Regions from separate parts of the Homo sapiens genome. Here regions 1, 2 and 4 are each linked to region 3. Evidence: chromatin contacts called from ENCODE Hi-C or POLR2A ChIA-PET data. All regions are on one chromosome and are shown on one strand. The core of a region is the stretch at or near the end of the contact, and the rest is flanking DNA. Distances in the headings are between cores, read along the strand shown.

Evidence for each region. A loop is a pair of places that touch in the nucleus more often than their neighbours do. ChIA-PET counts read pairs that join two places held with the same protein, here RNA polymerase II (POLR2A). Pooled maps may share reads with other maps.
Region 1: a map with no recorded cell type shows a loop between it and region 3 (9-fold over the local background). The contact joins two enhancer-like sites. A Hi-C loop is called at or near these places in 2 of 37 single-sample maps with no recorded cell type and 4 of 50 pooled maps. POLR2A ChIA-PET finds 5 or more read pairs at or near these places in 1 of 52 experiments (OCI-LY7).
Region 2: a map with no recorded cell type shows a loop between it and region 3 (7-fold over the local background). The contact joins the promoter of ACSL3 here to the enhancer-like site in region 3. A Hi-C loop is called at or near these places in 1 of 37 single-sample maps with no recorded cell type and 3 of 50 pooled maps. POLR2A ChIA-PET finds 5 or more read pairs at or near these places in 2 of 52 experiments (CD4-positive, alpha-beta T cell and PC-9).
Region 4: a pooled map shows a loop between it and region 3 (4-fold over the local background). The contact joins two enhancer-like sites. A Hi-C loop is called at or near these places in 2 of 37 single-sample maps with no recorded cell type and 3 of 50 pooled maps.

Annotation. Positions count from the first base shown.
Region 1 is chr2:222,909,972-222,915,390 of GRCh38, forward strand. All of the region lies in intron 4 of ACSL3 (acyl-CoA synthetase long chain family member 3), which reads left to right. Among named protein-coding and RNA genes, the nearest start is that of ACSL3-AS1, 6.9 kb to the right of the region's middle. Within about 2 kb of position 2,325, at least 6 of the 41 ENCODE cell types and tissues checked have a DNase peak (open chromatin) inside an H3K27ac peak, as active enhancers do; they include OCI-LY7, where a contact is called at or near this core.
Region 2 is chr2:222,859,536-222,864,847 of GRCh38, forward strand. It overlaps ACSL3 (acyl-CoA synthetase long chain family member 3), which reads left to right and starts at 1,501. Exons shown (of 17, transcript NM_004457.5): 1 at 1,501-1,723. RefSeq lists an enhancer at 1,216-1,510 and silencers at 1,227-1,556, 1,627-1,996.
Region 3 is chr2:224,519,158-224,525,283 of GRCh38, forward strand. All of the region lies in intron 3 of CUL3 (cullin 3), which reads right to left. Among named protein-coding and RNA genes, the nearest start is that of CUL3, 63 kb to the right of the region's middle. RefSeq lists a silencer at 2,501-2,570. Within about 2 kb of position 2,279, at least 5 of the 41 ENCODE cell types and tissues checked have a DNase peak (open chromatin) inside an H3K27ac peak, as active enhancers do; they include OCI-LY7, where a contact is called at or near this core.
Region 4 is chr2:222,731,572-222,737,266 of GRCh38, forward strand. No RefSeq gene overlaps it. Among named protein-coding and RNA genes, the nearest start is that of MOGAT1, 63 kb to the left of the region's middle. RefSeq lists a silencer at 2,519-2,813. Within about 2 kb of position 2,525, at least 7 of the 41 ENCODE cell types and tissues checked have a DNase peak (open chromatin) inside an H3K27ac peak, as active enhancers do.

The DNA.
Region 1 (5,419 bases), core at 1,075-3,574, 1.6 Mb before region 3:
CCAGGCCTTCTGGCTCCAGAACTCATACCCTCCATTCTTCACTGATCACAGCTTTCATGCTTGTGAGGATTGAGTGTGTGTGTATATATCTGCAATGTGCTTAGAACAATTTGTGGCACTTAATGTAAATGCTCTAGCTTTTATTATTAGATTACTATTATCTTGAGAATTCAATGAGGAAAATTATAGTAGAAAATTCAATGAGGAAAATTAGATCGTGGAATAGTGTGTTTCACTGGTAGTATAGAAATGGCGTGAGAATGCCGTTTATGAACTTGGATATGTGACTTCCTTATGAGCAGTTCTTGAAACTCTAGTAAGTTAAAAATTGAAGATAAAGTATTTTTTAGAGGGGGTACAGTGAAGTGATGTGTAGTTGGTTGATAATTTGGTTAGGTAATAGGTTTAATATCTTTTAACCATTTCCAGCTACTTTGATCCCCAACTGGCTTTTTTTCCTGTCAGTTACAAGGAAACCGTCAACTCTTGAAGGAGAGTCCAAATAACTGCAACTATGGAATGAAAAACTCAGAGCTCCTCTTTTACTGGAGGGCCAGAGGGATGTTGCTTAACCTCCTCTATATATGGCCCATTAATTTTGCCACTTAAACAAATTTCATACATCATTTTCCTCAAAACATGAAGGAGATGCCAAGCAAGTTGATGTCAGTAATTCCTAGAAACTAAAAACATTTTAACTTGACAACAGAATATGTAAATTTCCTCACGTTTAAATAGAGTAGTTGTGTATCTTGTTTTATCTGAAACCATCCTGATTTATACTTGTTGCTGTGACATTAATAGTGCCCCCTTACAGTCTCAAAAGTGCCCTAGTTTGGATAGTTATGTGGTCACCTTATTTTTAAGACATATTCCCTATTTCTTTTGCAGACTTAGAAAAAACTGAATTTTTTTCTATTTAAGATCTCGCTGAAGTTAATAGCACATTTCTAGAAATTGAAATCATGAGTTAAGCATGTTTGATTTTTCTTTTCCAGCCTATGGATTGTAATTTCCAAAACATTTTATCATAATGAAGTTTGCTTTTGTCATATTTACATATCTGGCACTGCCTTTTTTTTTTTTTTTTTTTTTGAGATGGAGTTTCACTCTTGTTGCCCAGGCTGGAGTGCAATGGTGCCGTCTCAGCTCACCGCAACGTCCGCCTTCTGGGTTCAAGTGATTGTCCTGGCTCAGCCTCCCGAGTAGTTGGGATTACAGGCATGCGCCACCACGTCCGGCTAATTTTGTGTTTTTAGTAGAGACAAGGTTTCTCCATGTTGGTCAGGCTGGTCTCGAACTCCCAGCCTCAGGTGATCCGCCCACCTCGGCCTCCCAAAGTGCTGGGATTACAGGCATGAGCCACAGCGCCCAACCAGCACAGCTTTTTATGGCACTCTGTTCTTGAGTCTGTTTTTGAGAAATCGGGTAGTTATGAGAAGGTACTGAAAACAGTACATTTTTATGTGCAAAAGTTTTCTACTTTTCTATCTGCTTATAGATTCATTTTTTTGTCTTTGATATGCTATTTGAATTCAAAGGTTGGATTCTCTTTTAGTCTAAGCATATATACAGAAGTCTTATGTTTCAGGAAGCTTCGTTTTTCTCCGGTATCCCACACATATTTTATTCATTTTAATGTGGCTAGTATTGTCTTTCAGTCGTCATTCGGTATGTACAGCAGCAAACTAGTTCTCAATTGTGTAAAAAGAAGAAAAGCTTATGTGGTGAATATGAAATTTCTTCCTAATTCGTGTATCAGTATAACTGGACAAAATAAAATCCTAGAGCTATGATAGTTGTTTCCTAAATGTGCGTGTGTAAGTGTATGTGGCTCTTTCCTGCTTATCTTAACCATAGTGCCTTTGTATTCAATGATTATTCAACAAAGTATGAAGTATTTGAACTCATAAAAGTTAGGTGAGACAGACTGTTTTTTAGCAACTTTTTCTGTCTATAGTTCATTACTGTGAAGTTTTATTTAGTTAGTAAAAGGAGGTTTTGAATTTCTATATGTCAGAAGATCTGCCTACTAGCATTTGCTATGAAATTGGCATTTGTGGTTCATCAAACTTTGTTCAGAAGGCTGTGTCTAGACTGTGTCTTGGGAACATGTTATAGTTTTCTTTAGGTTCATTGGGAAAGTAGAATTAATTTTTAGATTTTGCATATAATAAATGAAACAAGTAGTTTCTCTTGGCCATACTCAAGAAGAAAGTGTGCAGTGTCGCTGGTTAGCTGAGGCTTTAGTTTCTGTTCATTCTGTGTTGCAGCTGTGGCAGTGATCTGCAGACTGCAGAGTGGGTATCTCAGCTGCATGTTAAACATGCTAGGCCTTTTTCGTTTTCCCCTCTCTTGGTTTCTTGTTACACCCATTGCATTGCATCAGTAGCAGCATCTGCCTAGGGTGTTGAAAAGGGGAACTTTCACAACTGGTGGGTTAAGCTGTGTACTTTCTGCTATTAGTGCCTGCTAGCTGATCAAGCTCAGTGAAGTGTGTCTTCATTAAATAGTTTCCATATTTGAAGATAATCTTCAACTGGAAAAGAAAACGAATGTTGTAGCAATATTTAAAATATTTTTTGAGTAAGACTTTTGGGGATTAACCCCAGAATGTTGTATCTGATATGGTTGAAGGAAAGATGCACAAGCCTTATTTCAAATTAATGAACTTTGAAGCTTTGTTTCCATCTTATCCCAACAGTCTATTTTGAGGTCCTGAGGGGAGGATGAGTGGATGAAAAAAGGCAGTGGCGATGACCCTGCTCTCGTTGTGTCCAAGGTAGAGTAGCCACCAGCTTCACTACGACCAGATTCTTCCTTGGGGGACAGAAAAACAAAAGGCACTTGGTTGCTTGGCAGGCCTTTTCAGGGTCCTTTTAAGTTTCATATGGTTTTATAAAACTGTAGCAGAGTTAAGAGCTGGAACCTGTGTCAGCATCACCTGATTCCAGTGTTCCCAGCAGTAAATGCATTGCACTAACGTCGTCTTGAAATGAACAGTGAAATGATTTCAGGACAACCTTAAAATACATGTATACCTGAAATAGAACAAAGCTGCAAAGACTAAAAATAGAAACAGAAAAGAGTACAAGCTGGCTCATATACTTTGTGAGCCATCAGAAACACTTGATTTTTTCTTAGATATTTTATAAAAATAAGAAGAGAATGAGGGATTATGTAATATGGTGCTTAGAGAAGACTTCACTATGACATTCCTTCTAAATTGATCCAAAAAGATAATAGAAACACTCATTTATGTCCTTGTAAGTTGACTTAGCTTTCTTTTCCTCTTTCTTAATGCCGTCTTTTGTGTTATTTCTTAGTCACATTTTTTTACCCTGTTTGTGTATGTGTATAAAACTTATTTTCTGATTTATTAGGACATTTGCATCATGCTATATGTAACAAATTATGGTCAGTCTCTTGGCTGGGATTTGTGGGTTGGTTATTATATTACTCTTCTCTTAGTTTCCCCTTCCAAACTGTCCCTCTCCTTTCATCCTATTTATTAAAGGCACTGCTGCATACCAAATTGTTGAAGCCAAAAAATCAGGGGTGTCTGATTTACATCCCTTACAGCCTCCCCCCGCCTTTTTTTTAGCAGGCCTCCTTGCTTCCACACTTGCCCCCAACTGTAATTCACTCACACACAGCATAAAAATGATTTTTCACAATTGTTAATCAGGCCACCTTACTCACCTGCTTAATAAGACCCGGACTTCTTTCTACAGTGCAGTTGAAGCATTGTGATTTTATGCTTAATCTCTGGAATGAGTTTGCCTGGGTTCATATTCTAGTCCCATTACTTATTAGTTACATGATTTTGAACAAGTTATATTTACTCTACATCTCCATATTCTCATGTGTAAAATAGGGATAATAATAGTAACAGTTTTTTACAGGTATGGTAAGAGTTTAATAAGTTAACACTTGCCGTGTCCTTAGCATGTAGTAAGCACTAATAAAGGTTAGTTACCCTCATTATCATTATCATGATTATTACAACTATCCAGATCTCTTGAATATTTTTACTCTGTGGCTCCCCTCAGAATAATTTTTTCATAGTGATCTTCAGTTGCAGAGAGAATGGTTAAATGAAGCCAGGTGTACTTTACTGAAGAAGACAGGAATGTGTGTAATTTTGAAATATTTCTAAATAGTGAAAGTAAAACAAGTCCTAGTGCTTAAAGAGGTTTTCAGTAGGAGACAAGATTACCACCTGTAAGTAGAGAGAAGGAAGGGTGGAAGGTGTGTGTGTACGTGTGTGTGTGTGTGTGTGTGTGTGTGTGTGTGTGTGTGTGTGTATTTTGAGACAGGGTCTCACTCTTGCCCAGGCTGGAGTGTAGTGGTATGATCATAGCTCTCTGCAGCCTTGAGTTCCTGGGGTCAGGTGATCCTTTTGCCTCAGCCTCCTAGGTAGCTGGGACGACAGGCATGTACTGCACGTCTGGCTAATTTTTACACTTTTTTAGACATGGGGTCTTGCTGTGTTGCCCAGGCTGGTCTCGAATTCCTGGCCTCAAATGAGTTGCCTGTCTCAGCCTTCCAAAGTGTTGAGATTACAGGCATGAGCCAGTGCACCTGCCCAGAGGAGGCTATTTGAATAGAGAGAAGGTTTCAGAGGTATTTCAGAGGGTGAGAAAACGAATAGACCAGGGATGTATGATAGGATTGCTTCAGGGTGTTGAGGTCCTAGATTTAATAAGGTTGGCTGTTCTGCAGCAGTGTTCAATGATATTGGCAAGGAATAAATAGTTTAATCTTGTCTTGGGCTAGCCATAGGGACAAAGTTAGGATTAGAAACTTTTCCAGCACAAATCAGATACAATATAGAGTGGGTAGTGTCCTCTAAATGTAATATTTATGAAAAACATAATTACTAGATGATTCAGTGGTTTAAAGAATTAAAATCATGAGATTCAGATTTCGTTTTATATTTTATTTTTTACATATGTGGAAATCTTACGCTCATTTGATTCCTTTGCCACATGGTGGCATCATTGCATGAGTTTACATATTTAGATTATATATCAAACACCTTTTCAGAACACACATAGTCTTTGAAATTTATAAATCCTGTCACTTACATATTAGAATCTGGAAGGTAGTGCATTCTTAACCTTTAGAGTGTAAAATTCTTAATAATTATAATCCAGTTCCTGCACATTTTGGCCAAGTTGTCATCTGTCTTCTAACCCTCACAGAGCTCCTTTTGAAGTCATTGGAGCTCCCTGTGCTGAGCATTTCATGGGGGTAAAGAGCAAGGTGAGAGTTTGGGACCAGTAAAGTAAATAAGTACCATCTTAAATGCAGTTGCTTTATCCATCAAAATAAAAATTTATTTCTTAAATGCGTAATTGCATGGGACACTAGATGGCAGCATTTATCCTTTTCCGTTTTTATCCAACCTCTTCTA
Region 2 (5,312 bases), core at 251-2,750, 1.7 Mb before region 3:
CTTGTTAAACAGCAAACAAGATGAGAATTTAGAATTTTAATTCCCAGGACCATTTTCTTTTAAATATAGGTCCATATCCATAATATATATTCCATAATATAAAGATAATGAAGAAAGATATTGTTGGAATTCTTCTAGTCTGTTTTAGGCTTATGGATAGATAAAAAGGTGCAATATTAGTTTTCTTCTCTCGGAAAAAAACCAGTATTTTCCAGAGGATTTCATGGTTCTAGAAGTACTACTTCTAAAGCCTGCTTCTCTCTGCAGAGCTGCGAATGTCTTTTCAGATAAGAAATTCTGCATTCCATTTATCTTCAGGATGTATCCTTTGATAAGATTTCAACAGATTAATGAGCAACTGAACTGCCATATTTTGAAGTGGGAGAACAGTTTGCCTGAGTCAGGTATCCATCCCTTTAGGTTCTCGATTGGCCCTTGGCCCACGGTGAGTGAGCTCTCTTTGCTTGGTGCATCATCGCTCCACCTAGTTCAAGTTCTGGCGGCTTCCTGATTTTGATTCTCTTGGGAAATGAGGCCTGCTTTAGCCTGAGGCTGGCTCAGGAAGGCAACCTTTCACCTACTTAAGGAAAAGTTCACAGGCAAACTAAACAATATGTTGGGTTAAAAAAAGAGACCAATCCTACTAGTACTGGGTGAGTGAAAATCTTCTCTCTTACAGTACATGTAGTTCTACTACCTGCACTGGATGCTTTCTTTCTTATCCTTGTTTAGTGTCTAAAACGAGAAACAATGGCAAACTCCTTAAAATACAGAACCACTGTGGATTCCTAAGAACGTTCAAAAACAATAATTTGGAGTAAACTTTATTTTTTGAAAAGAAATAGCAAATTTGCATGGTGAGTGCATTTAGAGGAAAACGGGTTATATGCTAGGTCAAGTGAGGCCAAAACAAGAGAAATGATAATGGATAAGCTTTGAGTTTTTGAGGCTCTTCTTGCCCCAGGCAGTTCCAAAAGCCATTTTATTTGGCAGGATTTGACAGCAATTTCTGCAAGAACGGGATAACTAATCCAGTTAAAAACGAAAAAGAATATGCATACTATTTCATAATTTATATTGAAATTTATACATTACAGCAATAATTGTGCGACTGTAATTTTTTTTTTTTTTTTTTTGGTGGAGGGGTGTTTTTTCCTGGAGGGACGGAGCTCCTGCAGACCCTATTGGGCTAGCCGCTCCTCCCACGTCGCTGCCGCAGATCCCCGCTCCCCTCCCCCACCCGCGGTCCGTCCCTCCTGGTCGACCCCGTTCCCGCCCCCGCCCCGCGCAGACTGCAGCCAGGTCCGGTCCGCGGCGGCTCCGCGGAATGACCCGTAGTAACCTCGCCCCGCCCCGGGCCGCCAGCGCCGCGCTCCCCGGCCCGAATTCGATAGGCCCAGCCCCGCACGCGCCACCGCTCGCGGGCCAATGGGTGGCAGCCTCTCTGCATAGGCAACGAGTGCCGGCCGGGGGTGAGCGTCCCAGGCGGTTCCGCTCAACAGACGCTGCTGTGGCTGCGCCGGGCTGCGACACTGCAGTTGTCTACGCGGCCGGGGCCGGGACGAGGAGGCGTTGGACGGGGTCGCATACGTTCGTCCCCTCGCATTGCGGCCCCGACAGCTGCGCCAGGATCCCCGGGCGGCGGCGCGGGGCGTGAACGCTCTGGGGCTCAGCCAGGCCTGCGCGGGCCCGAGGCCGGAGGAACCCGGACTCCGGCGTAGCGGTGAGTGCGGCGCCGGTTGTGGGAGCGGCGGGAGCCGGTTGGCGGCGCGGCCTCCGCGTGCGGTTCGGCTGGGCCCGAGGGGCTCCCCAGCCTCGGGGCCTGGGACCCTGTCGTCGGCGCCGCACCTGACCGCTGGGTGTGCGCGCGGGCGGCCCGCGGCACCAGGAGCAGCGGCGAGCAGGGTGGGAGGCGGCCCGCTGGGGTCCGGGAAGCGGCTGACGTGGGGCCTCGGCCCTGAGCCCACGCGAGCCGGGAGCTGCAGCGCGAACGGCGTGGGGCGGCGCTGACCAGGCAGGGAGGATGCACTGCGTGCCTCCCGGCGCTGTGGGGCGGGGTGGGGAGGCCACCCCCTTGAATTAAGAGGGCTCTGCCGCGGCCCCAGCAGTGCGGTGTCCGTGGAAGGAGACTCAGCCCTGCGATTTCGGAAAACCCTTGTTTGGCGGGGCGGGAGGGGCTGTTGCTGCGTGGGGTGAGAAGAAACTAGGTGCGTGAGGTGGGTCGACCTTGGTGATTGGTTCTGGGCACTATCGTGGTGGTGGGACTGGGATTAAGACTGTCGTTTGGGGTTTGAGAGTTGCAGCTTTGCTTTTCCCCAAGTGCGTTTTAATCATATACTGTTGATAGGTTGGGTAACTCGGGGACTGCTTACTACCAGCAGTCCTGTGGGGTAGGTGTTATCAGGCTCGTTTCACAGATGAGGAGCCCGAGGCACAGGTTTTCAAATGGTTTTCGCAGGAAGTCTGATACTAGAAAGTGTGCTCTAAGCTGCTGTATAAAAGATCCCTCGAAAATGAAAAGGCTGGAGGAATGTCTTTAAAATTATATGGAAGCTAGAAAGGCAGTAGGCTTTGTGAACGAAATTATAGCTGAAAAGAATGACAAATAGCTGACATTTATTGAGCTTTTATTACATGCCACGCACTGTTTGGAGAGCTTTATGTACAGTGTCTTCACACTGTTAACAGTCCTCTGGGGTGGGGGTTATTCCCATTTTACAGCGGGAGAAACTGCAGATTGGACGACTTAGCTTGCCTCAGATCTCAGCTAGTAAGAAGCTGGGATTCAGACAGGCCTGTGTAAATCCAGAGCTCTGAAATCTAAGCACTATATTTTGCTGCCTCTCCTTGGTGGCTGGCTGAATAGTTTCCACAGTGGATTTTAGTCTGGGTGGCCAGGAGAGTTGTAGTTTGATGATACCTTCTTTCATGTTTATCAACCTATTTTGTTTCCCCAAATTAGTTCTGAGAGTTAAGGGTGCTGATGAGTTGCTCCTGAAAGTGTATTAGAAGGGTATTATAGGGGACAGGTGGTGTGACATGGGAATCTTTTGCACAGACTTGATTTTGTTTTCTGGCATTTTTCTGGGCAGTTCCTCACACTTGGGGATGAGTAAGCCTTCTAATTGTCGCATGCGTTTTCTCTCTAGACTTTTCCTGGTTTCTCTTTTGTATAAAAATATTGGTTTTGTAGGATGACATTGGGTGTGGGGCAGAGTGGTCCATTGGACCTAAGGGTCAAGGTGACAAGTCACCTCGTATCTTTGGATCTCAGTTACTGAATTTGTAAGGCTTTAGACTCAGTGACTTAAAGCTTAAATATTCTGAGGGTCTAAAATGTTCTCCTTGAAGGAAGAAAGGAAGAATGGGAGAAATGAAGAACGCACAAATTATAAGGGGAAAATCATCCTCTGTCTGGTTTGGGGTGAGAATCAGATCTTAAAGCCTCGAGGTCTGTTTCATTTGCTTTTGTGTTTCCCTGCTGTTTGGTTCCAGTTAAGTGACTGTTTCATTCCTCATTTGATTAATTGACTCACCTAGAGCCATTTAATTTTTGTGATATGTCAGGCACCTTATTAGGTGCTGGGAATACAGCTGTGAATAGAGGGAAAAATAGACAAGAAGCAAATGGTCATACAAACGGATAGGTGGTTGCAAGTTTGATAGGTACGATGAAGGAAAAGTATTGTGTGAATGAGGATTATGAGCAAGATTGTGATGTAGATGGAAATCTAGTCTAGGGAGCTGTTTTTTGAATTGATGTGGTGAGATTTTGCTAGAGGACAGTCTTGAAATCTGAGCCTGCAATTATGTACATAATGCAAGAGTTTGGGAAGTTGTCAGCAACAATAATTCTTTTCATTGCACAGTGTATTTCATACTCAGAATGTCATCCCGGCTCTCATTGCAAGATACGAAAATGAGATAGGCAACTTTACAAGTTGTCATTCTGTCTGCCTTCAGGGTACTTAAAGCTTAAATAGTCCTCTAATACTTTCTCCCACTCAAAATGAACTGTAAGGGGGAGTAAGACTCTTTTATGTGAGATTTGGGCTTGAATATTGGATTTAGATTTTTTTTAGGAAAGCTAGGCCAAGGGTGATAGGCTTTTAAAACAACGAGCATCATAATGACTCAAAAGTATCCATTGTAGCATACGCTTCACAGGGTCATTTAACTTAAAAGTCTCATCATCTTAGGAGATCATTTTTTGATGGCTGGATTGGGAAATATAGATTGTTAAAAATATATAAATGTCTCAGTTGAACATGTATGAAGCCAATTCAAATAATACATTGCAATATATTTACTTAATGGCCATCTGCATGCAAAACACCGTCCTAGGGGTACCATGTGGCATAAATAAAAAAGATGAACTTGCCAAAGTTACTGCTTTCAAAGAGATTTCAGTTAATGTATACTAATACTCAAATTTAAGGTTTTTTTTTTTCAAAGTGCTAGCATATCTCATCTGATCCTTTTAAGAGCCATATATGATAAACAGAAATACTGAGAAAATGGAGATAAAAAATTGTCAGGATATGGTGATAAATAGTAAATGGAGTGGGAGAAAGAGGTGCTAAGTGATTACTAGGTTTCAGACCTATGCAACTAAAGAGGTATGTGTGCTATTCACTGAGCTGGGGCTTAACTGGTAGAGAACTAGGTTCTGGATATGGGAAGGGCATGACTTTAGTTTTGGAAGTGTTCAGCTGGAGCTGCCTTTGAGGCCTTTATTGAGGTACTGGTTTTGTGCTGAGAATTGGGGTGGCCATTTACCGTTTTGAAGACCTCCATGTAGAGGCAAGAGCTCAAACCATGGGTATGGGTGAGATTGCCTGTGGGGAGGCTATAGAATAAGAAGAGAAGGAGGCCTGGGATGGAGCTGGGCAGAGGAGGTTGAGCTTGTCAAGGAGACAAGAGTGGCCAGGAAGGTCAGAGGACAGCCAGAAACAGATGTTCCTGCAAGGCGATGAGTCAGTACTGTGGAATGCTCCTATGAGAGAAGAATTGAGAACCATCATTGAATTTAGCAACATGGAGGTCACTGGTGACCTTTGAAAGAGATGCTGATCTGCAGGTAGGGGTGGGATGGGGAGCAGTGGGAGGTGAGGAAAACGGAGACAGAAACTGTTTCCAATAGGTTTGATTTCAGCATGTTTAAATGCTGATGGGAAGGCTCAGTGGAGAGGGAGTGGTTGAATATAGACTAGAAAAGGGTTTGTGCAGAGTTCCTAAAAGGATGGGGTTGGGATGGGACCCAAAGTACAACTGAGGCCTGTGTCTTTGCTGGGAGGAGGGGACACCTTCCA
Region 3 (6,126 bases), core at 1,029-3,528:
ATCGGGTTGCAGCCAAAACTTTATTTCATGTACAAATTACTTAAAATATTGTACAAAATTACCTTTGGGCTATGTATATAAGGTGTATATAAAACATAAATGAATTTTATGTTTAGCACATGGGTTCCATCCCCACAATCTCTCATTATGTATATGCAAATATTCCAAAATCCCCCCAAAATGCAAAATCTGAAAACACTTATGGTCACAAGCATTTCGGGTAAGAGACAAAATCAACCTGAAGCTGGAAGGTGTAGGCAGAACACAGAATGTTTAAAGCCATGGGTTACTGTGGTGTAAGAGCTAAGCCTTTGTCTTTCAACTTGAGACTGTCAAGATGTGTGATGATAATTAAATGACATATAATATTAAGAAAAACTTGATAACCCTAAAATTTCATTATAGATAAAAAAGAGCTAATAAATGGAGAAGAAACACAGAAACTTAAGTGTGGCTCTATAAAACTATTAATAGTAATACTAAATAATCATTTATATTAAATGTCTGACATGTATGATTAATTACCATCAAGTACAATTAAGGGTACAGATGCATAACCCTTGAGTATTTGTGTGCATATGTTAAACAGAAATGCACACATATATTCACAGTAAACTTGTGATATGCACATGATATGATTCTAATATCATTTAAATTCTTGTGAGGTTTTAATTTTTATGTGTCTATTTTTTAAGATTTTTTAAAAGTCCCAGCTCCGGTTACCTCTAACTAGCAAACTCAAAGTATGAACAAGATTTTAAAAATCATTCCAAAAGAGAAAAAAAAAAAATTAAAGACTGATTTTAAAATGTCTTAATCCCAGGCTTTGACCAAAATGTAGTGACCAAAATGTAGTATGAGTTTGACATTAGTCACTTATCTACTAAAGAGACCTTAGCAGAGATAGAAAGTTGGTGGCTTTTTCTACTTGCCTTTTTAAAGCCAAAAACAGGCATTTTAAATATAAAATGTTCTGAAAAACATGTTCGAAAGCCTAATGTGAGTCAAGCATTATGTTTACATAAAGGGATGTGAGTTTCATCACCACAGAGATAAACCACATTTTAAATCTCTATTTACAGTTCTCTCTCAAGGGTTGCTATTCCTTGGCCAAGCAGGCCTGCAATGAGCAAAAACTTTCACAAGCTAGGTGGACCTGTGGTGAGAGACAGGAGCCAATGGTGGGGACCCACCTCATGCCCCCCTTTTCACAGCTGGTTCTGCATCTGACTTCATCCATACAGTAAGCTTGATAAACCAACTTCATTTGTAACATAAGCACTTCATTTGTAACATAACATCTATCTCACAATGCTATTCCACTCATTTCCACTTCTAGTCCTGAAAATAAATAGCTTTTAAGACCAACTTCCCTGCCAACAACTATAAAGGCTGGATAAAAAAATACAAAAGCACCACCAGTTTTAAAACATCAACTAGGACAGGCAGGTCTCCAGGAGTTGGACTGGAGAGAGATGGAGTCTTTCTAAGCCACAAGAAAAGGAAAGCTCAACCAGGTGACCTCCATGGAAAACTCCTGCAAATGCTTACTCAAGACCTAGGGCTCTTTGCATGCCCAGAAGACACGAGGACACCAACAAACAAAATGCTTGGCCCTACAAGACCACAGATATTACTACTTCCACCATCTTGGCAAAGATGTGCCTCTTCCTCTTCACCCTACCAACATATCTAAATAGTTAAATGATGTATAAGAAATCAAATTCAGCACATAAAAGTATGCTCAAAGGTGTCAAGACACACAATGCAAAAATACAGTTCCTATTGAAGCTAAACCTATGCAAAGTCAAGGGGTGTCTCTTAAAGTGCGCTAAATAGTTTCATTACTCAGGGAGTGGCATTACAAACAAATCAAATAAAAAGTTAAAATAAAAACAAATGTGAAAATTAAGTCCAAAAAACAACTTAACTCTTACTACTTAATTTACCTGCAAGAAAAAGTTTAGTAAATATTTTTAATAGTCATTATGTTACAGAAAAGCAAGCTAGGATAAATGGGTTCTAGGCAAAATCAATGGTGCACCCAAGGAAAGAAACAACTTAAAAATTGTTATTTTATCATTCCTATCTAATGTTTCATTTGTAACTATGAGTAAACAGGTGTTTGAGAACAAATTCTAAAACTAACCTTTGGGTCACATTCAACTCTGAAAGCTTAGTATAAATATAAATACAAAAGTCCTCTGGTTCTATTACAAAGTTTAAGGGAGCTTTTAATAACATGTTTGCTTTAAAGTCCAGTAGTTTCATACTTCTTTTTTTTTTTTTTTGAGACAGAGTCTCGCTCTGTTGCCCAGGCTGGAGTGCAGTGGCACGATCTCGGTTCACTGCAACTTCCGCCTCCCAGGTTCAAGTGATCCTCCTGCCTCAGCCCCGCTAGTAGCTGGGATTACAGGTATGTGCCACCATGCCCGGCTAATTTTTGTATTTTCAGTAGAGTTGGGGTTTCACCATGTTGGGCCAGGCTGGTCTCTAACTCCTGACCCGCCTCGGCCTCTCAAAGTAGTTCAGTACTTTTACTACTACTCCTAATAGACCAAGGATAGTTATTTATTAGTACTTATTCATCTATCCTCTGCCTGGTCCCACATATGGCCAGCAGTAGCTATTTATTTAGGAAAAAAAAAAAAGGTTTAACAATGTGTGAATTGCTGTGAAAGTTGGTCTTTTAAGCTAACTGTCAAGCTGGTTAATCAAACTCTTAAATAGTTCTTCTTTCAGTTTCTTATCCTCATACTAAGAACATCTGTAACTGTTTTTGTCTACTACTGTAAAAGAGAATACGAAAAGACAAATGTAAACAGGGTTAAAAAAATCTTTATAAATATTAAATACTTATTCTGCTAGTAAGCTAGAGATAAACCCTGAAAAGTTAAACTCACATTTAAAATTAAAAAAAAAAAAAAAAGAGGCAAATAACTCTATGACAAGTCTGTCAGAACATGTTAGAACTTGCCTTACCAAATTTAATCACTAAGGTAATCCTCTATTAACAAGTAATAAAATATTTTCAGAGTTCACTTTCAAATCATGAAATAAATACAGATTTAAAAAGGTTTAACACAATGAAGACAGAAATAGAAAAATTTTAAATGAGCAGAAAAGTAGTAAAAAGTTTCTACTGCAGAATCATAGTGGGGGAAAAAAAGTCTAATTATAATTAGATCGAAGTTTAAAGAACTTTCTCAATACTTTCCATGATACCAGTAACTGACTACACTTCTAAAACAGCACCAGTAACATATGAATTAGTAAATTGTACAGATAAACATTTCTAGATATAAAAATATTACTGATAAATTTGGTAGAGAAGCATATGATATGGTGTCAAAAAACCTGGTGGACTTAGCCACTACTAAAAAGCTCAGAGTTTCCACCACAGTAAAAATTTTCTTAAAATCTTTCTTGGGAGGCCGAGGCGGGCGGATCATGAGGTCAGGAGATCGAGACCATCCTGGCTAACACAGTGAAACCCCATCTCTACTAAAAAATACAAAAAAATTAGCCAGGCGTGGTGGCGGGAGCCTGTAGCCCAGCTACTTGGGAGGCTGAGGCAGGAGAATGATATGAACCCGGGAGGCGGAGCTTGCAGTGAGTCAAGATCCTGCCACTGCACTCCAGCCTGGGTGACAGCGTGAGACACCGTCTCAAAAAAACAATCCTTCTCAGGGGTCTGAAAAATTTTAACAAGAAAAACACAGTTGTGAAAATTTTTTATTTAAAAATAATTTCCATTTAAGAATTGTCTACCAAGATATTGGACAAATCAAACCCATGTTTCTCTAAAGTTGTGTAAACTGCAATAAATCATAAAATAAAAACACTGTTCTCTACTTCAAATTTAATAATCTAGAGGTCAGAGGGAAAAAAAACAGTTAATCACACTTTGAGGTCTTAGAGCAATGAATTTATAAGACTATCTTTCAGGAAAGAAGACCTGTATTAGAGAAGCAATACAATTCAGTGGTTAAGAGCACTGATTCAAGAACCAAATAGCCTCTGTTTCAGTCTTGTCTGCCATTTACTAGGTGTGACCTTAGTATCTGTCTCAGTTGCCTCATCTGTAAAATAACATCTACCTCAAAATGTTATTCCACCTTTAGTACTGAAAGAAAAGCTTTTGTAAGACCAACGCCCCTGGAAGAACAACTATAAAAGCTGGATGAAAATAAAAAACTACCACCTCATACCCATTAGAAGAGTTACTATAAAAAAAAAAAACACAAAACACAAAATAACAAGTTTTGACAAGAATGTGGAAAAATTAGAGCTCTCGTGCACTGTTGGTGGAAACCTAAGATAGTATAGCTGCTGTGGAAAGCAATATAGCAGTTCCTCAAAAATTACAAAAACAATTAACATAGGATCCACTAATTCCACTTCTGGGTATACACCCAAAAGAAATGAAAGCACATCTTGAAGAGGTATTTGTACATTCGTGTTCACAGCAACATTATTCACAGTAGCCAAAAGGTGAAAACAACTCAAGTGTCCATCAACAGATGAACAGATAAACAAAATGTGGTCTACACATAGAATGCGGTATTATGCAGCCTTAGAAAGGAAGTAAACTCTCACATATGCCGTAATACGATGAACCTTAAGGACATGCTAAGTGAAATATGCCAGTGACAAAGGGACAAACACCTTATGATTCCACTTACATGAGGTAATGAGTGATCAAATCATAAACAGAGAAGGTAGAATGGTAGCTGGCAGAGGCTTGGTGGAGGGGAAAATGGAAAGTTACTGTTTAGTGAGTACAGAATTTCAGTTTTGCAAGATGAAAAGAATTCTGGAGAGGATGGTGGTGACAGCTCTGTACAACAATGTGAACGTACACTTAATAGCTCTGAACTGCACACTTAAGGGTAAGATGGTAAATTTTATATGTATTTGACCACAATTAAAAAAACAAACCAAAAACCCCCAGTGTTTAAAAGCATCAAGAGTAACAAAGGCAACCTAGACTTGTAGGGCCAAGATTCCGGAGAAAAGGCAAACATACTGAGAGGAGCCCCATACCAGCCTTCACTGGTTCCCTTCAGTCACTTGCTGTCTTTGGAGGACTGGAAATAAGAGCCCAACCAGAAAGACAAAAGTGGAGTTGGTTACCAAGCAGCTAGGACTTAAGATGTCAAGGTTCTGAAGAGGAGAGAAACACAAAGAGCCGCAATTTCTGCAAGAAATTTTTCACTGAGATGTTTACTGATACAGCACCCTAAGCAAGGGGTGATGACACCAAGAATCCAAACAGAAACTATCAAAGGGAGGCTGAAGATCTGTGCTGAAGAGACAACTGTTAGAATTCTAGGAACATTAATTCAGAAGGCAACCTGGCAAACACCTCAGGCTTTCTTTCAGTTCAGACCCCAGAGGAACTATGCTCTGTGAATAGGTATGTCCTGGAAATAAAGGCAAACTGTTAACAGACCAACACTAACTAAAAGCTAGCCTCAACTAGATCACGGTGATCTGACTGTACTTTACCTGCCTGCCGGAACAAAATTAAATTTACTTTGGAGGAAGGTATCATGCAGGGCCTCCACAATTTTTCACAAACAATACTGGAATTCAAATTTTAAAACACCATGCTTGCCCGTTTCCCCCACAAAACAAAACAAAAACAACCCAGGATCAAAAGTATAAAAACCAAAGGGGAAAAACCCCAAGAAGTCAAAATGTTCTAAGACCTTTGCCCTACCCAGAAAGTGGTAAGTAACAAAACAAAAAACTAATCTAATGCATATAATCTCTAAGGTAACTACTAAAATAACATGTAAATAATAAGCTAATGGGGGTGGGGGTAATAAAATACACTTATTAATCTAAAGAAAGCAAAAAAAAAAAGCTGAGGAAAGTAATAAAGAACAGATGAGACAGAAAAAAAAAACAGGACAGTAAATTTAAACCCAAATGTATCAGTAATTATTTTAAATGTAAACAAACTAAATGCTTCAATATATGGAACAAGTGATACACCTTAAAATTCTGGGTTTATCATAAACTCTACTAAACAGTCAATTAATGTAATTCTTTTGCACTGAGGTGATTGATAGAGCACAGTGGTGAAGACCATGAGCTTTAGAATCAACTTCTAAATTC
Region 4 (5,695 bases), core at 1,275-3,774, 1.8 Mb before region 3:
CACCGGAGCTTTGCTCTTGGAAATTTTAGGGAACCTCTGAGCTCTGGGACACCAGGCTCAACCAAGGGGATGGGGGTGGTGAAGTGCCCTTAAAGCAGATTCAGTGGAACTTCCTATTAGATGGTAAATTCCTTAGTCCCCTTCCCACACTAGGTTCCCATGATCCTAGGCAGCCACTTTTATATTCCTCCAATGGGAGACTGGTGAGTTCCTCTCTGGGGAAACTGACCAACAGAAGAGGGAAGACCTGCCAGGTTCCAATTTCTGTAGGTCCCCATCTGCCACACCATAGTGAAGCCCACCAACAGTCTTTTCACACAGAGCTGCCACTCAGCTTTTAGTGACAGTAATGGACATCCAGGAATCACCAGACATTTCAAGAAAGGCTTCAACAGGAGAGAATATACCAAACAAGGAACATGGGAGAGATGAAGATAGCAGGAGAAAACTTCAGAAAATGGTCATTGATATTTTTGGAAAGATAAAATTTTACAACAGTAAAACAAGAACAGAATGTAATGTAAAAAGGAACATTTATTAAAAAAAGAAAGTGACATAACTACATGGAGATGATGGGTGGAGGAGAAAAATAGGTGCAAGAATGCGAGGGAGTCAAATCCTCCTGTTGCATGGGAGAGTGCTAACAGATGAGGTCTAAAATTAAAAAGTGAAGAAGCAGCAGTTTAAGCATGCAATGTAGACATATAGAAAAAGCAAAAGGAGTTGAAAATTACTGACGCTGGAAGCAGGATTGGAAGGTGAGGCAGAAGACTGCTGGTTTTCATTATAAGCTAGGACTGTTTGATTGATTCATCCATGCCCATGATGATGTTAAAATATATTTTAATATTTTTATTGGTTTTAATATTGACATTTTATACTTTAAAATAACAAAAAATACTACTTCATATTTTAAAGACTATCTTCCAAGAAGATGTTGAGATATAAATGTAGTAGAAGCCTCTATATGACGTGATCAGTGTGAGATTACTGTCGAAGCACTAGGGCGAAAAGGCAATTTAAAGGAAACTTGGACTTAAGACCTGAGACATTTGAAAGAATCCTGGAACTTTCCTGGGGGAAAGTGGGAATTCCTATTTTAAGAAATCTGAGCAAACTGTTATAGGCCAAGCTGCCAAATGTCTGTAGAGGGTTGGCAGGTGTTGTAGAAACTGCAGATCCTCTGGTTTTTAAAATTTTGTTTATATACTTGAATAATAGGAAGTCAGTTTGTTTGGATAATATCTGGAAATGAGACTTTTCTTTTTAAGTTATAACAGAAATACTTTGCATAGCTTTAGTCAAACACTAGTAATTGACTCCTCAGAAAACCCCCTCCCATCCCCCCAGCTGGTGTCCCATTAAACGAGTTGGATACTTGCTTTCTCTGTCTTCCTCTCAGCCAAGAATGCCCATGTGACCTAGTTTTGGCCAATGAGATATAAGGGAGTCTGCTTAGGGGCTTCTAGATGTTTCCTCCTGCCTGATGGGAGGTTAGTGCACAAGGAGAAAGATTCTGCATCCTGCTTTTGAACAGTGTGATGATATCATTTTGGAGCTGTCTGTGGTCATCTTAGCAAACCATGAGGGCAATTCCAAAGGAGTTATGAAGACAACAGTCCAAAACCCTGGCATCGATATATCCCAAACAAACACCAGTAACTAACTTAGGTGTCCCTGTTATGCAAGAGCAATATAGCCAAGATCAATCTGGTTTTCTGATGTTTGCAACCAAAAGCATCCCTACTCTCACCATTGGTCCGAATATGCCATTGGGTTATTTTTACAAATGATATCGTGGTCTCAGTGATTAGGCAGTATTGAGTGAAGGGAGGTAAAATGATTTACTCACATCAATGTGATCATTCCATTCAATTCATACTTTTGTAAGACAGTTTATAATGGAGCCCCTGAAGAGGTGTGCCTTGACACACAGATGTTGCAAGTGCGATGAATTTTTGACCCCTCAATCCTGGGGGTTAGCAAGAGAGGACTGGAGTAGCAGGAGTCTCTAGGGCTACCAGAGTCCCAGAGCAGTGAAAACTCCCTCTGGGCCTCTTTACCTGTTTACCCAAATCACTGTGCAAATCTAATCCTTTCCTCACAGTGCTGTCAAGTCAAATATGCCAGGAAGCCATACTCTGGGATTTACTTATGGCATTTATGTGCATTCTCTCTCTCTTGGTTTTCACAGAAGCATTCTGAAGTTATTATTAATCTCATCTTCCAAATGCAGAAATTGAGATTTAAATCTCAGCGCCCCAATCCGTACAGCCATTTGGTAGCAGAGTCAGAATTTGGAACTAGGGCTCCAGACTCACTCTCCTGCTGCAGAGAATAAGCATCCTTATTATTCCCAGCTCCCCATTCTCATTATACACTTTCCTCTGAGCGTACCTGACAATGGTCGACTTTCATTGCTGAGAGGGGGTGGCGGGAGGAGGAAGCGAATGGGGTGATGTGATGTAAGCCAGGAGAACGAGGGTGGCTCAGCCAACTCAAATCTCTTTGTTCATGGTTTGTGAAGATGTGACAAGACCAGAGAAGCCAGAACAGAAGATAGAGGCCACATTGTTCTGCTGGCCTGGGGCCGAATGTACTTCCTCACCATGTGTTTCTTTAGCCTCCTGAACTTTGCTCGATGGCATTGTACTGGCCACTGTGCCAGCTGCTCAGGGTGGGAAAAAGAAGGAAGAGTTTGCGTGGGAGCAATCTGGGCTATGTCCCAGCATATGTGGCATTTCTGCTTGTTTCTTTAACTTCCAGAGCTGTTTGTCTGAGACTTTCAGCCCTGGGGCTACTACTGGTCAGAATGTTTTATTTCCACTTGTGAACCAGGATGGTGGGGATCTGGAAGAGAACTAGAGGCATCTGGGGACCAGAGGGTTAGTCCAGCCTTCTCCAGGATGAATCCATTTCCCCAAATCACAAAACCAGTTAGTGACAGAGGCAAGAAAGGGACGAAATTCTCCCCCAAGTTAGTAGAGCTGGCTCAGGGAGAGTCCAGTTTGGAAGCCGCTTCCTGGATGTGTGACCCTGGCCAAGAAACTTCTCTCCAAGCTGGAGGTTCTCCATCTGTAAAGTAGGGATTATAAAAGTGCCTTTTCTGTAGGAATGAAAGAAGTAGTTGAGGTTATTCATGTAAATAGCAAACTCTACTGCCTGAGCACACAGGATGTGCTGAAATGTTTGGTTTCTATTATTACTGATTCCTAGACAGCTTCTCTCTGTTCAGTTTTGCAGCTCTTTAGTGTGCTAATAGCTAACTGTGAGGATCACAACAGAAAGTGTTCCATTCATCAAAACACACTTAGAGCTGGGCTAAGTAACTCATATCTGTAATCCCAGCGCTTTGGGAGGCTGGGACTATAGGTGTGAGCTACTCAGCCCAGGTCTAAGGAGTTCAAGACAGTCTGTACTAAAAATACAAAAATTAGCCTGGCATGGTGGTGTGCGCCTGCAATCCCAGCTACTCAGGAAGCTGAGGCAGGAGAACCACTTGAACCCAGGAGGTGGAGGTTGCAGTGAGCCGAGATCGTGCCACCGCACTCCAGCCTGGGTGACAGAGTGAGACTCTGTCTCAAAAAAAAAAAAAAAAAAAAAGAAAAAGAAGTAGAAAAAGAAAAAGACCAGCCTGGGCAACATAGACTCTATCTCTGTAAAAAATTGCCAGGCATGTGTGTGTGTGTGTGTCTGTGGTTCCAGCTACTCATGAGGCTGAGGCAGGAGGATCACTTGAGCCCAGATGCCTGAGGCTGCAGGGAGCTGTGACCATACCTCTGCACTCCAGCCTGGGTCACAGAGTGAGATCCTGTCTTAAAACAAACAAAAAACCAAAATCAAAACCAAAAAAACCCCCTCACTTTACTGTATGTAAGTTATAACTTAATAAAATTGAATTTGGTTTTATGTTGAAGTATTTATTCTATCACAAACCATCAAGCCTCATTAAAAACATGTAACGCTGTCATTTCAGCAGATCCTTACACAATTATAGCTGCAACTGAAACCATGACAGCAAAAGGTATCAGTTTAGAGGGAACTGAATTTTTTAAAGTGTTTTAACATTAGTCTAAGTGTAGGTGTAATGGATGTCAACTTGAGTGCAGTTATAGATATTTGCCCAGAGTATTGCTTAAGTCTTCTAAAAATCTCAGTATCCAATTTAAAAAATGTGCCTTGTGGTTAAACAATGATTGTTTGGGGGGCTTTAAGGAAATTGCTTATTTTTCCCTTGCAGCTTATATGCTTTTCCTTGCCCAAAGATTTGAACAGTTTTTAATGAACTCCAGACTTTATTTCTCTAAAGCTTTGTAAAGTCAGAATACATTTTCCTGCTTTCCCCTTCACCCAAGCAGAGGTGACCTGGCTCCTCGGGAACCTGGTGTCAATGGTGGCTCTCTCATGGTGGCATCAAGATCTACCCTACATTATAATGATGTGTGAACATGTCTTATTTTCTCTTCTGGATTTTTAGCTTTTTGAAGTCAGGGGCTGTATCTAAATGATGTTCCTACTCCTAATGCTTCTGAATATCATGCTGAATGCAAGAAAAAAATCAGCCAATCATTACTGCTAACTGATAAAATAGAATTAAGAAGTGATGTATTGTTTCATAAAGAACCTGAATAAATAGGGGGAAAAATGAACAAAATACTGTTTCATTATTATTAATGGGTAGAAGCAGAAATTAGAAGTAATATGCTGTTTCAGAGGGGATGCTAGGTCCTTGGTTTAGTAAATAGACAATCTTCCATTAACATGACAATTATTTCCAAATTAATGCTTCTGACTGAACCTGGAATTAGGGCACCTGAACTGTAATCCCAGCTCTGTGATTAGCAAACTGTGGAAACTTGGCCACATCCCTTGGGCTTCTGAATATCAGTTTCCTCCTCTGCACAGTGAAGGGATTGAAGTCGTTATTACATCATCACCCAAGGTCCTTCCAGTTTTAGCATCTGCCAAGTGCCTCCTCTTGGTGTCATCTCAGTTCCTTGGACACAGGAGACCCTCAGGAAATGCCTGTGAGTTGACTGAGGGAGTTAGTTAAGCGGTTGGACTTTAACATTGTTTATTTTGCCAAATCTTTTTTATGGATAAATATAAAACTAAATCTCAGCCCAGCCCCTCTTTACATTAGCATAAATTCCAAATTGGCAGTTTTCAAATTACTCACATTTTATATTAGCTATTTTTAATTTGGAGATGTCACTTTTACATCTTTCATGTCTGATCCATGAGTTACAGGGGTTTTTTTTCTAGATAAAAGGGATATTTAGAGATTGTCTCATCCAAGATTCTAAATCTAAGGTCTCTAAATCTATAGGCTTTAAGTACCCATGAACTCCCCCAAATGTAGCCCTCAGAATCTTGTCATTCATTATTGGTTTTCTCAACCTTCTTTTTATTAGTAGCACTTGTCACCACCTGAAATTCTCATGTATTCACTTTTGTCATCAAGTCTGTGCCAGAGCTCCGCACCGTGACTATGAGTTCCAGGAGGGTAACACTTCATTCTGTCCTATTCACCGCTGCATCCCACGGTTCACAGAACAGGACCTGACGTTCAGTAGATGCTCAATAAACATTTGCTGACTGAATGAATGTGTAAGCCAAGGAAGTCCCAGTTCAATATCACATTCCACAAACTCACACATCCAATTCCACAATCCTTTTTAAACTATGTAATTTC